Regions from separate parts of the Homo sapiens genome. Here region 1 is linked to region 2. A link is an interaction called in ENCODE POLR2A ChIA-PET data of the cell type or tissue named here. Cell type or tissue: Caco-2. All regions are shown on one strand. Each heading gives the region's core, and the rest is flanking DNA. Links, peaks and the distances in the headings are about the cores only.

The links. ChIA-PET counts read pairs that join two places held together with the same protein. Peaks named below come from ENCODE experiments on the same cell type or tissue, not always from the same donor. Only the 100,000 strongest peaks of a DNase experiment are listed, where the experiment ranks them.
Region 1: POLR2A ChIA-PET joins it to region 2 with 5 read pairs; 6 of 35 experiments call an interaction of 5 or more read pairs at or near these places.

The regions. Positions count from the first base shown.
Region 1 is chr12:121,024,416-121,027,325 of GRCh38, forward strand. All of the region lies in intron 4 of OASL (2'-5'-oligoadenylate synthetase like), which reads right to left. Among named protein-coding and RNA genes, the nearest start is that of C12orf43, 9.4 kb to the left of the region's middle. In Caco-2, for the core only: a CTCF peak has its summit at 2,239; DNase peaks (open chromatin) are centred at 306, 1,496 and 2,129.
Region 2 is chr12:120,970,245-120,973,154 of GRCh38, forward strand. It overlaps HNF1A-AS1 (HNF1A antisense RNA 1), which reads right to left and starts at 2,048. Exons shown (of 1, transcript NR_024345.1): 1 at 1-2,048. RefSeq lists an enhancer at 2,641-2,910. In Caco-2, for the core only: a CTCF peak has its summit at 1,669 (motif pointing left); a DNase peak (open chromatin) is centred at 1,545.

The sequences.
Region 1 (2,910 bases), core at 269-2,768, 54 kb after region 2:
AGACCAGCCTGGCCAACGTGGTGAAACCCTGTCTCTACTAAAAATACAAAAAATTAGCCAGGTGTGGTGGTACGCACCTGTCATCCCAGTTACTCAGAAGGCTGAGGCAGGAGCATTGCTTGAACCCAGGAGGTGGAGGTTGCAGTGAGCCAAGATCATGCCACCACCCTCCAGCCTGGGTGACCGAGTGAGACTGTCTCAAAAAAAAAAAAATTCTTCTTCTTTGGGATAGTGCCTTAAGTGTTTGCAAGGAATTTAGGGGGAGAATGAGGCCCCAAGAGGCATGCTGGAGTAATAACAGATGCCCTTTCAGGCAGGGGGGGCCCTGTACCTTCGGAGCAGGTTTTGCAAGTTTAAGTTTAAGGTTAGAGCTGCTGAATTACTTTGGATAGTAGAAACACCACTGCCACCAACTACTGACATTTATTGAAGCACAAGGCCAAATCCTATGCAGATTAACCTATTTTAATCTTACAGCAATTCTATAAGGTAGGGACTGTTATTTTTATTGTTTATTGTTGTGGTTGTCCCCTTTTTACAGACCTCCCTAAGTTCCTTTTTTTTTTTTTTTTTTTTTTTTTGAGACAGAGTCTCGCTCTGTCGCCCAGGCTGAAGGGCAGTGGTGCAATCTCGGCTCACTGCAACTTCCACCTCCCGGGTTCAGCCAATTCTCTGCCTCGGCCTCCTGAGTAGCTGGGATTACAGGTACCCGCCACCACGCCCAGCTAATTTTTGTATTTTTAGTAGAGATGGGGTTTCACCATCTTGGCCAGGCTGGTCTTGAACTCCTGACCTCGTGATCCACCTGCCTTGGCCTCCCAAAGTGCTGGGATTACAGGCATGAGCCACCGGTGCCCGGCCTAGATTGCCCTAAGTTCTTACAGCCAGTAGATGGGGGCTCTTACCCATCTACCTCCTCAACAGAGCAGAGGTTGGGCTGCCCCCAAAAGTCTCTCCTTTCTATAAATATTGAATAAATATTTTAAAGAATATTGGCTTGAAGGGGATCTTGGGCTTGCTTATTAACTTGGGGTGACTGCAAGTCCATGATTAACACCAGCTCTTTGAGTGGGGCGCAGTGGCTCACGCCTATAATCCCAGCATTTTGTGGGGCCGAGGTGGGCAGATCACTTGAGGTCAGGAGTTCAAGACCAGGCTGGCCAACATGGTGAAACCGTGTCTCTACTAAAAATACAAAAATTAGGGCATGGCGGCAGGCGCCTGTAGTCCCAGTTACTTGGGTGGCTGAGGTGGGAGGATAGCTTGAACCCAGGAGGTGGTGGTTGCAGTGAGCCAAGATCGTGCCACTGAACTCCAGCCTAGGTGACAGAGCAAGACTCCATTAAAAAAAAAAAAACAAAACCCAAAAACAAACAAAAAAAACCCAGCCCTTTGTACTCCAGGGCTTGGGAGGGAGCTGCGACTTCATCTGTGTAATCGAATGTGACACAGGCTACTGGAATGAACTGGACTTTGGGCTCCAGGCTGGCTCCTCCCAACCCTGACTGCTCCCTAAAACAGTCCTGCCTGAAAGTGCCAGGCTGTCCTATGGGGTGGGGTCACTGATCTAAAGTGGCTCATTCTGTTGGCTGGCAGGTGACCCAACACATGGGGTCTGTGTCCCGTGACCAGGAATCAGACTGGTTCTCTCTGGGGTTTGGACATGGGGATGATGGAGATCCCTTATACCTGGGAGGCAGAGGGGAGCCGGACAGGTGTGGAGAGAGAAGCAGAGGCTGAGGGGAAAAGTGCTGTAGTTCATGAGAGAGAGTGACAGAGAGAGAGAGGGAGTCTCAGGTCCTGATGCTTTCTCGATTTTTCTGGCCATGGTTATAATAAATCCTCTTTTCATGAGCAGACCTGGCTTTTCTTCCTTACAAAAGAGACCCAATACTACATAACAGAACACTAAATACTGTGATGTTGCTTACACAGGCCCAGAGCTTCTAACACAGAGAGTTGTCTGGGTTGGGCTTCCCCTGAAGCAGATCCCCAGATAAGGATTTGGCTTATTTGGAAAGTGATCCCAGGAAGCACAAATAAGGGAGTGAGACAGTGAGACAGATAAGGGAAGGCAGACAACAAAGAGTGGGTATTGAAGTAATTACTACTGTGGTCCACTGGAGGCGATCTTTAGGAAAGAGTATGGAATGGGGCCCAGTGCGGTGGCTCACGCCTGTAAGCCCAGTACTTTGGGAGGCCAAGGCAGGCGCATCACCTGAGGTCAGGAGTTTGAGACCAGCCTGGCCAACATGGCAAAGCACTGTCTCTACAAAAATACAAAAATCAGCTGGGTGTGGGTTGTAGGCGCCTGTAATCTCAGCTACTCAGAAGCCTGAGGGAGGGGAATCACTCGAACCCAGGAGGCAGAGGTTGCAATGAGTGGAGATTGCGCCACTGCACTCCACCCTGGGTGACAGAGCAAAACTCTGTCTTAAAAAAAAAAAAAAAAAGTTACGCAATGAGACCCAGATTCCTTCCATCTTTTGGGTGAGGGAGCTGTGGTATTTATCCACCAACTCCCACCAGATCTGGTGGAGGGCTCTTCTCAGAGTGGGTCTGCTGGCAAAGGGATGCAGGTGCTGACAGCTGGAAGTGGAACCAACCTTCCCTAGAACGGTAAAGGCCGAGAGGATATGAATGGGACGCTGACAGCACATGCTCCAATATAAGCATTTACTCAGCATCTGCCAGATGCTAGATATTGTGGATCCTTAACACAGATTTTCTCCAACCCTTACATCAATCCTATGTCGTAGGTTCCAGTTTACTCCTGTCTTATGGATAAGGGATTGAGGCTCATAGCAGTAGGAAAATGGCTGAGCTGGGATTTAAACTTGAGTCTCCAAGATTCTTTCCATTTTCCCATGCTAGCTCCTACAAAGCACTGAAATGGTCTTCAGAGAGCAA
Region 2 (2,910 bases), core at 191-2,690:
GAGTCTTGCCTTTGGGAAATGCAGACCCAGGTCCTTTTGTCTTTAGAGCTCACCGGCAATGCGAGGTGTTTCAGGTAGAAGGAACAGCATCAATGGGGTGTTGGCTAGTGTTTAACAGCTGGCTCTCTGAAAAAGCAAAATAAAACACACACACACCAAATCTGATGGTCTGTTTCCATGATGTGAGTACCTCCAGCTGGGCCGAACTGACATCACTGAACACAGTGGAAAGTGATGACTGCAGTTGTCTCTCCTGGGAGCTTCAACACAGTACAGGCTGACAAAAGTGGGCAGGGGGTAAGGGCAGGTGGTGGGAGTGGCCTCTACGCCAGAGAAGGGAATGGAGAGGTCAGGCTGGCTAGAGAGTGGGGTTGAGTCGTCCATGCCCTTGAATGCCAGGATGAGGGCTAAAGAGTCAAATGGAATGGGTGACTTCATATGCAGAAGTTTTTACAAGAGAAGAGAACTCAGTTTGGCCAAGAGAAGTGGGGTCGTCATGTTGGTAATCACGTAACAGTGATCGTTCAGTCATGCGGAATGCTTTCAAGGTGTTGGACACTGTTCATTTTTTATTTTTAGTTTTTGAGGCAGGGTCTCACTCTGTCGCCCAGGCTGGAGTGCAGTGGTGCAATCTTGGCTCACTGCAACCTCTGTCTCCTGGGTTCAAGCGATTCTTCTGCCTCAGCCTCCCTAGTAGCTCGGATTACAGTTGTTTGCCACCACGCCCGGCTAATTTTTGTATTTTTAGTAGAAATGAGGTTTCGCCATGTTGGCCAGACTGGTCTCGAACTCCTGACCTCAAATGATCCACCTGCCTCGGCCTCCCAAAGTGCTGGGATTGCAGGTGTGATCCACCACACCTGGCCGCTTGCAGGGTGTTGGACACTGTGGATATCACCTCATTCATTCTCCTAACAACCCAAGAGAAGAGGAACTGAGGCAAAGAGAAGTTAAGCAAGTTGCCCAAGGCCATACGGCTAGTAAACGGCAGAACGAGGCTCAAACCCAGGCACTCTGGCTCTAGAGTGTGTGTTCCTAACCACTGTGCTCTAGCACCTCGGAACCTTAGTCTCTTCATCTGCAAAATCAGCACTGAGGTGACAAGGCCAACGAGCAGAGGGTTGGAGTTACCCAGAACAACAACAACAACAAAAGTAATAGTAACACATATTTGGTCAAGGCTTAGATTCTGGCGTCATGGGGATCTGGGTTCAAATCCTAATTCTGCCTTAGCCGATTAGGGTCCCTATCCTCTTAAAGCCTTGGTTTCCTTATCTGTAAAATGGGGATATCATGAAGCTGTTAGATGTTAAATGAGAAAATGAATGAGAAAATTGCATGTACTGTCCATAAAGTTGAAAAGATAATAGGGGTGGGAAGGAGAACAGTCCGAGTTTGAATGCAGGTGGGCCCTGGGGCATTGTCTGGACTGAAGGACAAGGGTCAGTTGAATTGCCAAAGAGCTCTGAGACTGGCTGAAGGGACACTCGTCTTGTGCTAGCTGCTAAGACCAAGGGGAAGCCTGTGCCTCGCCCGAATTTTAGTCTTGCAAACAGCTGCTCACCCAGTAGGAGAGAATTGTGATAAAACTCATAGCCACCATTTCTTGAATATCTACTATGCCCCGGGACACAGCAGACTATTTTAGAGAATTTGCGAAGGAAACACAGTGACATCTGTTGGACACCTTGCAAACTACCAGCTCAGGATAGTTAAATTTGAATGTTAGATGGAGGGAACTTCCTTTCCACAATGACATGATTTTGTAAAGCTGAGTGTATGGCAGTTGTCATGATTAAAAGCAAGTGCCATGCAGAAGTTATTGTGTAACAGGAAATGAGATTAGATAGCGTCCAATCTAATCTCAAGGTTTGAGTAGCTGTGGACAGCCCAACAGGCACAGGCCTCCCGTTAGTACATCCATACGAGAAGTTAAGAATGAGTGAAAATAGTTTTTTTTTTTTTAATTTATGTGCATTATTTTTTTCAAGCAGCTACCTTGTTAGGACATACTTAATAGTTATCTTGGCCTACCTACTGCACTTACTAAACAACTGTTCACTTTTTAATTTTTAATTTTCAGATTTTTTTGAGACGGATTGTTACTCTATCGCCCAGGCTGGAGTGCAGTGGCGTGATCTCTGCTCACTGCAACCTCCGCCTCCCGGGTTCAAGCTATTCTCCTGCCTCAGCCTCCTGAGTATCTGGGACTACAGGTGTGCGCCACCACATCCAGCTAATTTTTGTATTTTTAGTAGAGATGGGGTTTTACCATGTTGGCCAGGCTGATCTGGAACTCCTGACCTCAGGTGATCCACCTGCCTCGGTCTCCCAAAGCGCTGGGATTACAGGTATGAGCTACCATGTCCGGCTGTTCCTTTTTTTTTTTTTCTTTTTCTTTTTTTTTTGAGACGGAGTTTCTCTCTGTCACCCAGGCTGGAGTGCAGTGTCATGATCTCAGCTCACTGCAACCTCTGCCTTCTGGGTTCAAGTGATTCTCCTGCCTCAGCCTTCCGACTAGCTGGGATTATAGGTGCCCACTGACAAGCCTGGCTAATTTTTGTATTTTTAGTAGAGACGGGTTTTCACCATGTTGGCCAGGCTGGTCTCGAACTCCTGACCTCAAGTGATCCACCCACTTCGGTCTCCCAAAGTGCTGGGATGACAGGCATGAGCCACTGCGCCCAGCCACTGTTCGCTTTTTTTCTCAGTGGTTCTCTAGTCCATTGCCTTAACCACTCACCATGACTACAGCTCTTATTTGCAGTGACTCTCAAGAATGCAAATGCAAATGCCATTCCTGACCTCGAGTTAATTCAGCTTTGTCCCCTGAGCATGGGGGAAAGGCAGGCTGGGGGCTGGAACTTTCTGCTTGTGTACCTATCTCTTTAGACTCTGGAGGCTCCTCCC